Regions from separate parts of the Homo sapiens genome. Here region 2 is linked to region 1. Evidence: read pairs that join two places in POLR2A ChIA-PET (ENCODE). Cell type or tissue: GM12878. All regions are shown on one strand. Links, peaks and the distances in the headings refer to the core of each region. The heading gives the core; the rest is flanking DNA. Region 1 overlaps TMOD1 (tropomodulin 1). Region 2 overlaps TDRD7 (tudor domain containing 7).

Evidence for each region. ChIA-PET counts read pairs that join two places held together with the same protein. Peaks named below come from ENCODE experiments on the same cell type or tissue, not always from the same donor. Only the 100,000 strongest peaks of a DNase experiment are listed, where the experiment ranks them.
Region 2: POLR2A ChIA-PET joins it to region 1 with 8 read pairs; 3 of 35 experiments call an interaction of 5 or more read pairs at or near these places.

The regions. Positions count from the first base shown.
Region 1 is chr9:97,556,215-97,561,590 of GRCh38, reverse strand. The region is part of intron 4 of TMOD1 (tropomodulin 1); the gene reads right to left. Among named protein-coding and RNA genes, the nearest start is that of TMOD1-AS1, 42 kb to the right of the region's middle. RefSeq lists enhancers at 2,038-2,457, 2,468-2,577, 4,131-4,632, 5,341-5,376. In GM12878, for the core only: no CTCF peak of the experiment used is centred there; a DNase peak (open chromatin) is centred at 2,290; H3K4me3 peaks cover 825 bases; H3K27ac peaks cover 2,791 bases.
Region 2 is chr9:97,466,799-97,472,174 of GRCh38, reverse strand. It overlaps TDRD7 (tudor domain containing 7), which reads right to left. Exons shown (of 17, transcript NM_014290.3): 9 at 1,506-1,617. Among named protein-coding and RNA genes, the nearest start is that of TMOD1, 32 kb to the left of the region's middle. RefSeq lists an enhancer at 3,491-3,550. In GM12878, for the core only: CTCF peaks have their summits at 1,900 and 3,390 (motif pointing left); DNase peaks (open chromatin) are centred at 2,934 and 3,264; H3K27ac peaks cover 1,103 bases.

The DNA of each region.
Region 1 (5,376 bases), core at 143-5,142:
ACCCCTCTCACTGAGCACATGCTCTGGGCCAGGGAAGACACTTTGTATCCATCATTCCCAATTTGGCTGCACACTGGAATCACCTGGGGATCTGTTGAAATTCCTGATGCCCAGTCCCACCCTAGACCAATTAACCCAAAATATCTGGGGGTGGAGCTCAGGCACCTGCATTTTTAAAGCTCCCTGGATGGTTTCAATGAGCAGCCAAGGTTGAGAACCATTGCCTGACACTCCCCTCCTTGATCTGCCCAATAACCCTCTGGAGTAGATTTTATTCACCTAGGCAAGGTCAGATTCTACAGGGTCTTCTAGGCTGAGTAAGGAGTTCGGGTGTCTTTTCCTAGGAACAGCCTGGGAAGCCATTAGAGGCTTGAGCAGGAAGTGAGATGGTCTGACCTGAGTTCTGATTATTGTGTTGAGAACTCACTACAGAGGGGAGAGATGGATGTGGCTGCAGAGCTGTGAGGCTGTTGCAGCTGTCCAGATGGGAGGACAGTGGCTTGTACAGCCAAATCCAAACCCAGAGCCTGGCTTCACAGGCCTTCCCTGGGCTGGCCCCACCTCACCAGTGTTGTTGCACTCCCCCTCCCAACAGCTTCTCTGCTCCAGCTACACAAACAGCCCCTGCTCATAGCTGCTCCTGCTTTTGCTAGTACTCTCCCTTCTGCTGGTGATTCTCTGCACCCACTTGACTTGGAATTTTAGATAAACAACAAATTTTTTTTTTTGAGATGGAGTCTCGCTCTGTTGCCCAGGCTGGAGTGCAGTGGCGAGATCTCGGCTCACAGTAAACTCCACCTCCCAGATTTAAGGAATTCTCTGCCTCAGCCTCCCGAGTAGCTGGGATTACAGGAGTGTCATCCTGTAATTTTTGTATTTTTTATATATACAATATATAAATACTTTATATATATATATATACAATACAAAAAATATTGTATTTTTTGTCGTCCGGCTAATTTTTGTATTTTTAGTAAAGACAGGGTTTCACCAACTTGGCCAGGTTGGTCTTGAACTCCTGACTTCTTGATCCACCACCTTGACCTCCCAAAGTGCTGGGATTGCAGGCGTGAGCCACCTCGCCCGGCCAACACCAGATTTTTTTTTAGCTAAGTACGCCCCATTCAATATTGGGACATATTTGTTGTTCTCTGAAATTTGAATTCAATTGATCATACTGTATTTTATCTAACAACTCTATGGCCCTATCCTTCAAGACTAGGAGTAACTCTTCCTCCTCCAGGGAGTCTTCCTGGATTCCTCCTCTCCCTTTCTAATTCTCCCACAGCACCTGGTGTATGCCTCAGAATCTATGTGGTGTTAGACATATCTAGATACACGTCTGCTTCTGCTACTAGACTGTAGGCTTCTGGAGGTCAGAGAAGGATATTTTCTCTTCCACCTCTCCCTGAATACGGTATTTAGCAAATATTTGGTGGTGATTTTTTAAAAAATATCCAAGTCACTTGATTAGATATGGTTTCCTGTTAGAGAGACAATATGGGAGCCCTTAATGAAGAGTCAGGAAACCCAAGTTCCAGCCCTGACCATGCCCCTGATGTCAGTGTGACCTTGGGCAGTTCTCCTCCCCTGTCTAGGCTTCAACCTCTCTTTCCAATGAGGGCTTGAGACAAGACCAGTGGCTCTCGGTCAAGGCTGCACACATGGATCACCCAGGGAGCTTTAAGACCATATCAGTGCCTCTCTCCATCCTGGACCAACCAATCAGAATCTCTGGAGATAGATAGATAGATAGATAGATAGACATATATATATATATATATATATATATATATTTTTTTTTTTTTTTTTTTTTTTAAATTTTTGAGGCGGAGTCTCGCTCTGTGGCACAGGCTGGAGTGCAATGGCATGATCTTGGCTCGCTGCAACCTCCACCTCCCGGACTCAAGCGATTCTCCTGCCTCAGCCTCCCAAGTAGCTGGGATTACAGACACGTGCCACCACGTCCAGCTAATTTTTGTATTTTTAGTAGAGACGGGGTTTCACCATGTTGCCCGGGCTGGTCTTGAACTCCTGCCCTCAAGTAACCCGCCTGTCTTGGACTTCCAAAGTGCTGGGATACAGGCTTGAGCCACCACGCCCGGCCGATTTTTTTTTTTTTAAACCTCCTCAGGTGATTCTGTTGCTGAGTGAGAGTCGAAAACCACAAGATGAGATGATCTCAAAGTCCTTTCTGTTTCTCACATTCTAAGATTCTTCTCTGCTAAAATTAGACTTGCTTGTTCATCACTAAGAGAACTGGTGGGGAGAGAGGCATCTGCATTTTTTCAAGCTCTCGTGGGTTTTAATTTAGGCTGCATCTACGTGGGCAACAGAAGCTGAGGCCTGAGTCAGCAGCAGGTGAATCAGATCACCAAGAAGGAGTCCCATTCTGGGGCAGGCTCTCCAGCTCCCACGGAGCAGCTCACGGGGGTTCTGGGATGTGCTGGGGTTTCGTACAGGTTTTGCGGGGATCATATAAAAGATGTAGCCTCATATGGCTGACTGGTGTGGCTTAGAGTGGAGAGAGGTGGAAAATAGAAAGTGCATTTGGCACACAGATGCCAGCTTCCTGTGATGGTCTAGAAAAGGGATGGAGGCGGTGAAGTTACACGAGACTGCTGGGAGACCAAGAGGAAGCAGACCTGCATTTCAGGCTGAGCCTTGGTATGAATTTTCTGGGTAACCCTGTATAGGTCACTTCCTTTTTGGGGGCTGGGGGGACGCTCAGTTTTCTCACCTGTAAAATGGAGTGTTTAAACTGATCTCTTACCTACCCATAGGACTTAGTGACACAACAATTTCTCATGTTTTTATCCTGTTTGACTTTTACAGTAAGTATCCAGGGGCTGGGCACAGTGGCTCATGCCTGTAATCCCAGCACTTTGGGAGGCCGAGGTGGGTGGATCTCTTGAGGCCAGGAGTTCAAGACCAGCCTGGCCAACATGGTGAAACCCCGTCTCTACTAAAAATACAAAAATTAGCAGGGCATGGTGGCACACGCCCGTGATCCCAGCTACTTGGGAGGCTGAGGCAGGAGAATTGCTTGAACCTGGGAGGTGGAGGTTACAGTGAGCCGAGATCACGCCACTGCACTCCAGCCTGGGCAACAGAGTGAGACTCTGTCTAAAAACAAACAAACAAACAAACAAACAAACAGCATCCAGGGTAGCTGTGGTAGACCCCCCACCCCCAACTTTTCCAGCAAGCTCAAGAGGGAAATGGTTCGCCAAAACCATACAGCAAAGACTCTTGTGGCTTTTAAGTTAGTATTCTCATTCACTAGGTCACTAGCAGTTCTAAAGTTCTAAAACTTCCCTTTGACTTTGGCATCCTAAGGACAGATAACATATATTTATTCTAGGAGGTTACATATGTTAACAGCAGGGCTAAGAAGAAATAAAACCATTTTGCAGCTCAGAGGAAATTAGAATTACAAAAAGGAAGGACGAAAAGAAGAAAGGAGGGAAAGAGGAAGGAAGGGAAGGGCCCAGCTAGATTTCCACTGATGGGCAGAATGCCTGGGGCTAGTATTACCTTCTGCCAGCCCTAGGCACAAAATCGCAACTTTCCCTCTCACTTGGTTTTGTGCCACACTCCACGTCAACAGAAGTGAGTGACGGGAGAAAACGGCACATCAACATTGCCTGTTGCTTCATTCTTTGTAGATATTGGCAAGGCTGAATTTAGCACTGGGGAACTTGATTTTTTTTTTTTTTTAAGTCTAGATCTTCCTCAAAACTCAAAAAGGACTATTTTTGAACTCTGAAAAAGAACATTGAGTTCTGTTTCCTCTCCCTGCCTTGGCAGAGTTCACTCATTTGGTAATTCCACTCAGGACGCAGAGAGATAACAGCACACATCCCCGGCTCCTCCTGCTGCCAGCTGCTCGGGCTGGCTCTGGGCAGATGGCTGGAAGATGTTCTCCTGCATCCCAGGGACAGGTGGGAGAAACTGGCTCCAGCCCAGGACTTGGATGCAGTTGAGCTGCTCCTGGATAAGATACACCCTGCCACTGGCAGGGTAGCAGGACAGGTGCCTAAGCACACGGAAGTAGCCAGAAGCCAGGGGGTGGCCTGGCTAAGCCTGTCTCTGATAGCTGCAAGACCCCCAGGTTGCCAACTGCCCTTGGGGGTGAGTGGCCCGAGGCTGTCCCATCTAAACGATGAGTCTCCCTACCCCACTTCCTTCCTGGGTTCTGCCCCACCTGAAGGGTCCCTAAAGCCAGCCAGCATCACCTCCCTGAGTGGGCAGGGGAGGCACTGCGAATTACAAGTGCTTGCTGACTCCCAGCAGCCTCTGACCTACAACCCTGTAGGCTATGCGCCAAGAACTTAGCCCTGCCAGGAACCTGTGCACTCTGCTTGTTGCCCAGCAGGGACGCTTTTAATGTTGAAATCTACATGTTGAAGTGATAAAAGATTTTAAGGTTAAAAAAAAAATACATGTTTCTCGTCTGTCCTCCTCATCACCTCCTGGGCCTCCCAAAGGCAAGGACTGGCTCCTGTTCATCCTAGTATACAGTAGGAGTTCAATAATGTGCACTGGCTTAGTGAGCAGTTAGGTGAATACATGAGTGATGCATCTCACCCGTGTCACACCTGAGTTAGGAGGGCACACCTGAGCTTGCCCTCCAGGCTCCTCCCATCAGCAGATAGCAAGCCTGCCAGGCCACTCCGTTCAGAGGGGCCTGCCCTCCCCAGCCCGGAACCGCTCCTCCTGCCGCTCCCAAGCCCTGGACCTTCTCCGCACTTTCTCACTGCTACTCTTCTGCTCCTAGGCTCTTCTCCATAGCTCTTCCCTGGTCTCCCCCAGCCCTACCCCAAGTGCCTCCCTCACACGCTGTACTGATTCTGTTCAGACGCTCACTCTCATTTGTCATTTCATACTTACCTGGTGTTTGTTTAATGTAGACTCTGTGAGGGTGGAAACTGGGCTGTTTTCTTACCATTCTTTTGCCAGAGCCTAGTCCAGAGACTAAATGGACAGCACTGACTGTGTGTGTGAGTGAGCAAGCCAGAGCTGAGCTGATGGAAATGTTCCACTTGGGAGACAGGCCATACCAACTACAGGTGACCTGGACGCCCCATGTCCTCCTCTCCCTACTCTTCTTCCTCCAGTGAGTTACCCACACTCTTGGTCCCAGTCACCCGCTCTGTGAAAAAGGCTCCAACCACCCACCACTCTCTGGTGGGCCTGCTCCGCCCAGCACCTCCAACACCATGTTCGAAGTCCAGCCTTCATCTCATGCGGAGTTTCTGAAGTCAGCTCTCGGCAGAGCACTCCTCATCAGCCACCCAGCCTGTTTTCTGCTGCCTCAGGCTAGAAAGACTGGTACCATCTCAGCTGCTCGGCCTCTGAGCCGGCACTAGGAAC
Region 2 (5,376 bases), core at 157-5,156, 89 kb after region 1:
AATTTTATATGAAAGCTTTGTTTTACAATCTTTATCTTACCTCTTAGGTTTTAAAAAAATATAATGTAAACGCCCTTTTGAATGATACACTAAGGCAGGCAATCTTAAAACAAGCAGAGAAACGGATAATCAATCAGAATTTCTACCTTGGGAGAAACAGTCTTCACTTTATACATGAACACATATTTAAAACCAAAAAACTAACACATATGAGAAGCCATCAATTATGTCTTCCAGTCATATGTTTGTAATGCACTTCCTACATATATACAATTATTTTTCTTATAAAATGAACACACATTTATTGGAAATTGAGACAACCACTATTGTTTCTTTTTTATTGACCCTTAGGATACCAAAGAACCTTCTGATTTATCAAAGACAGATTAAGTAGTGTTTAACACAGGTATTAGATGAATTTTGTTGTAGTCCAACTACTCTTTAAATTCTTAGAAAATTATAGTTCCACATAACATATATGACAATTCTAAGTTAATGTATTAAATGAATTAAAACTAGCTCATATTCCCCCAATGGTACTATAATGCCTATTTCCATATTTTTCTACTTTAAATCCACAAGCTAAAATTCAGACTCCTCCGAGTTTTTTCTTCTTCTTGTTCTGTTCTCCAGACATATAACTTTGAACTTTTCTCAAACATTTAATTTCAACACCCTAAATCCTGTCCTATGCCCTTGATACGTTCTTTCCAACACCAACTTCTAAAAGTTGTTAACAAGTTTTTAAAATTTCTTCAGGTTAATCTCACAGATAAGAGTCAAACCCAGCTCCTGTGACATAAGAATTCATCCCACTGGGAAGGAGGCATTTCTTCAGAGTACTAATTTTCATGAAATAATTATGATCATTTTCTGCATTTGGCTCAAGTCCCCCCCGGCATGGTGCATATTTCAATGCCTTTCCTTATCACGGACATGACCAATGTGTCATCTGTCCTTTAAGTTTATCCCTACATGGCACTCTCATACAGGTGGATTCCTCTGTTTCCTTTAGGAGGAAGGAAAAGAACAATGATACATCTACTATGCCAAAAACTGCATGTGACCTGTGATCAAACCCATGCTTGGGCACATGAAGGTGTGTCAGTCACACCCTCACAGCATCACCACAGTACATCTCAGTGGGAAAGGGGCTGAGAGTCACCTCACAACATGCTGAACAACATATTGAAACTCATCAAATGTCATGAAACAGGGCCTCTATCAATTGTTACTAGGGCAGTTAGAACAAGAAAAATCCCTTTAAGATGGCTGAAATTTTTATAAGAAATTATAATACGTTTTTATATATAACACAAAATATAAAAACATAACATTTTTATAATGGTATCTTATAAAGAATACATTCGACATGAATTTAAACCTTTCAAGAAGTAACACATTATAACATGAGATACTTAGTCCATTTTAGGATTCAACTATCCAAATGTACAGTGGTAATAGCCTATTGAAATGGAGAGAGTTTTTTAAAAAGTTCCTCTTACCTGCAAGCTTACATTTTGTAGCTTGAAATGAGAGTGAACAAAACTTCGGGTTTAATTTGTATGCTTTGCTTTTTTCAACATTTTCACTAAAACCATAGTCAACATAGCATACCTAATGATTAAAAACACAGAATGTTTAGTTCTTTATCCTCTCTTTAAAAAATTCATTTGATACACTTAATTGGCTCAATCTTATTCCATGATCAGCAAGCTGAGTGGCAGAGTGGCACCTGGAAAAAGCTGGGGAGGTGCCCCTGACTTACCACAGAAGAGAAAGGCTGGAGCTGAGACCAAGGAAACCAGGGGTCCTAGTTCCAGGTCCCAGTCTTCTACCTCACCCTACCCCTTCAATGGGAAGAACAAGACTGCTCAGCCCTGCCACCTTGCTGTCGCCAGTCTTTCAGCAGCCTATCTACCTGGTTCTGCCAACTCTGCTCCCCTCCCCTTTGGTGCTTTCATTAATATCATAATGCCTATATCAGCTTATTCTTTTTTGAGTTACACATTTCCACCCGTTCCCTGGACAGCAGTATTTGTTTCTATGGCAGGCATCATCCTTGTGGTATTTATCAGATTCTAAATCCCCAAAGCAGCATTTGTGATGGCTATTCTCAGCTACTGTGCTTCCAGGGACCGAGATGCTTCATCAATGACAACAATGGTATCACTGCTGAACAACATGGAATTCTAAACTAAAAAACAGGCGTACCTATTTTTTTCAAGGGTGTGAAGCTGGGTTAGGTCTTCTTTCAGCTCAGCAAAAGGCCCTAAGTCTGCTGAACAGAGGTCTGTGTTTGCAGAAACCTGAACAACTTTTCCTCACCATTAGCACAGACTGTTAAGAGCCTGGATATTATTTTTAAGAATATTTATAGAATCTTCAGTTTAAAAGGATTATATAAACACAAAGCCTTTTTTTGAGAAAAATAAAAATCTAGAAACATTAAGCTATGGTTTAGAATAACTAAGAATCTAAGGGAAATGTTGAAAACCTAATATGCATCTCTAATTAAAGGAGATGATGGTTATTGAAAGAAACAAAGCAAACAAAACAACAAACACCAGGGCAAAGTCTTGGCCTTAATACCAAGTAACATGAGGTAGGTTCCTTTCACTGCCTCCCTGAAAATAAAGTCCACAGGCCAGCTTCTTAGTACCTAGATTATGGTACTAAACACACGAAACAAAAACCCTTCCCAGCAGAGAATCTAAGGGAAAAAAGCAGAAGACACCACTAACTCCTTTCCTTGGCCATGTGATAAGCGGGCCTGTGGGGCCTGTCTACCTTGTATCAGAAAGACCATCTCTTAGAATCCACATCTGACTCAACACTGACTTAGGCCTAGATCGCTGGTAGGGCTGCATGTCAGGCAGCTGGCCATTTAAGTGCACAAGTCTATTTCTCCAATCCTAAATTAGCACCTGCTTTTGCTTCTCATAGGCCTCAGGAGTCAGGCAGCTTTCATTTCCTTTAATAGCTATCACCACCTACAACTTAGATTCTGTTCTTCCCAGGCCCAAAATGGAGGTAACGTGGTCTGACAATAGGACATAGCATGTGAAATCATGACTCCTGGGAAATTCAGAATGTATTCTTAGCACAAGAACAGATTAAAGAATAACTGCTCCAAAGCCTCAAAAGAAAGTGTTTCTGAACTGTTTGTAGCTTCTTTTCTTGTTTTTAATCATACATGTTTGTATGGCAACTGCAGTTTATAAAACACTTGTCCATGCATTGGCCAGTGTGACTCTCACCACACTCTGCTCTGTGTCCTTTGCTCTGTGAGGGCTCAGTAGTCTCTCTCTCTCTAATGTCCTGGGATCAGGGCCAGTAGTCACATAATCTGGCATAAGGCCCCAGTCCATTCCTGGTTCTCTGGCACCATCAAGTGGCCAAAGGTCTCCCAGCACTACCTATCACCCAGCAGACTCCCCTGGGATGTGGGCCTGGGTCAGGCCAAACTGGCACCAGCCTCAGCGGGTGACCACATCTCCTGTTTCTCCTACTCACCAAGGATCTGACAGGGAAAGCAAGGAAGGAATCAGTACTTACCACCAGACAAAGTTCAATTCAAGCGAAGCAAGACTGGTGCTAAGTAGCTGGGGTTTCTCCAAATAAAGGGAGAAATCATCTCTGTCAGCTTCAAGGGGATGTGGGGAACAAGTTCAGGCCCGGATTGCTACAATCACCGCTGTCCCAAGAGCTTGCTACTGCACAAAATACCGAGCTACCTTTTTTATTCTTCACATCCAGCCCATAATTCTCAGCAGCAATGACGAGGCTGGTCACTCCCTTCTTTATGAGACGCTTTCTTTTTCTGGCTTCTGTGACACCACTCTCTTGGTTTTTCTTCTTTGGCCATCTTTACAGGCTTTTCTGCTCCCCTTATGCCTCCATGTAAATACTGAAGGGTTTCAGGACCTGGGCCCAGGCCCCTCCTCCTCTCTACGTGTATTCTCTCTCTAGGGGATCTCATCTTGTCCTGTGATTTCACATAGCACCTATATGCTGATGCCTCCCAACCTGACACATCTCCAGTCCTAACTGCTCCCTGAGCTCCAAATTCATCCATGTGACATCTGATAGCTATTCTCAAACCTAGCAGGTCCTATGAAATTCTCAATTGTTCTCCACAATGGTTTTTCTCTCTGACTTCCCAATTTCAACAAATGGCACCAATATCTAGTCAATTGCTCAAGCCCCAAACCCAGTAGCTTATCTTGAATCTTCTCTTTTGCTTACCATCCACTTCCAACAGGTCAGTGTCCTGTCAGTTCTACCTCCAAATATATCCTGAATCTCTTCCACTACCTCCATCTTCACTAATCCAGGTTACAAGGTAGCTGGCTATTACAACAGCCACCTAACCAGTATTACTTTCCTTCTGTGCCCTACTATAATACAATCCATTCCCCCACAACAGTCCCAGAATGATTTCTGAAGCATCTAAATGAGATCACATCACTCTGCCTATCTCTTGCTTCAGAGTTATTTTCTATCATAGTTATTTCCTTTATTGGTTATTTCCTTCATTGTACTAAAATTGTTTTGTGTGTTTACTGTATGCTTGTCATCTCTCTCTTCTCACTAGAATGTAAGCTTCTTGAGAAGAAGGACTTGTATGTTTTGTTCTTGGCTCCAGTAAAAAGTGAAAAAGTGTATCAGGTATATACAACACGATGGGAGTGTTTGAATTTACAGATAAGCAATCAGGGAAGTTAAATAACTTTCCTAAGGCCACACAGCTAGAAATGGCAAAGCTGAGACTCAGTTCTATCTGACACGAGAGCCTGAATTCCCAAAGTAGAAGGAGGGAGGGAGGAAAGAAAGTGACTGCCCTATAGACTTCAGACTGGGAGATATCCTTGTGGAATAGCTGCATTATTTATTGTAAATATTGTTACACTGTTAATGTGTCATTAGGATTTACGTATGATTCTTCTCTTCATAAGAAATCTCTGTGCCTCAAAATAGCTTAGCTTTTGTTGAACTTCCTAAGGGCCGGGGGAGTGAAATGGCCAGGAAACAGAAGTTTATCTAGGAACGTTTAGGGATAGTTATCTCCTATCAACTAGAGACCCAGAGGAATGGAGGGACTTGACCAAAGGCACACACCCAAATACAGGCAGACTCAGGACTAGTGCCCAAGCCCTGTGTTCTCCTTTGGTCCAGTGACCATTGTGGTCCTTAGCTTCTTCCAGGTTTCAAACTTTATCCAAGTATAATTTACACTGAATAAAAGATACCTGTTTACAATACAGTTTGATGGGCTTTGATCAATGTATACATCCATATAATCATCACCATAATCAACATATAGACCATTTACACCACCCCAAAAAGTCTCCTTTTGCCCTTTGCAATTAGCCC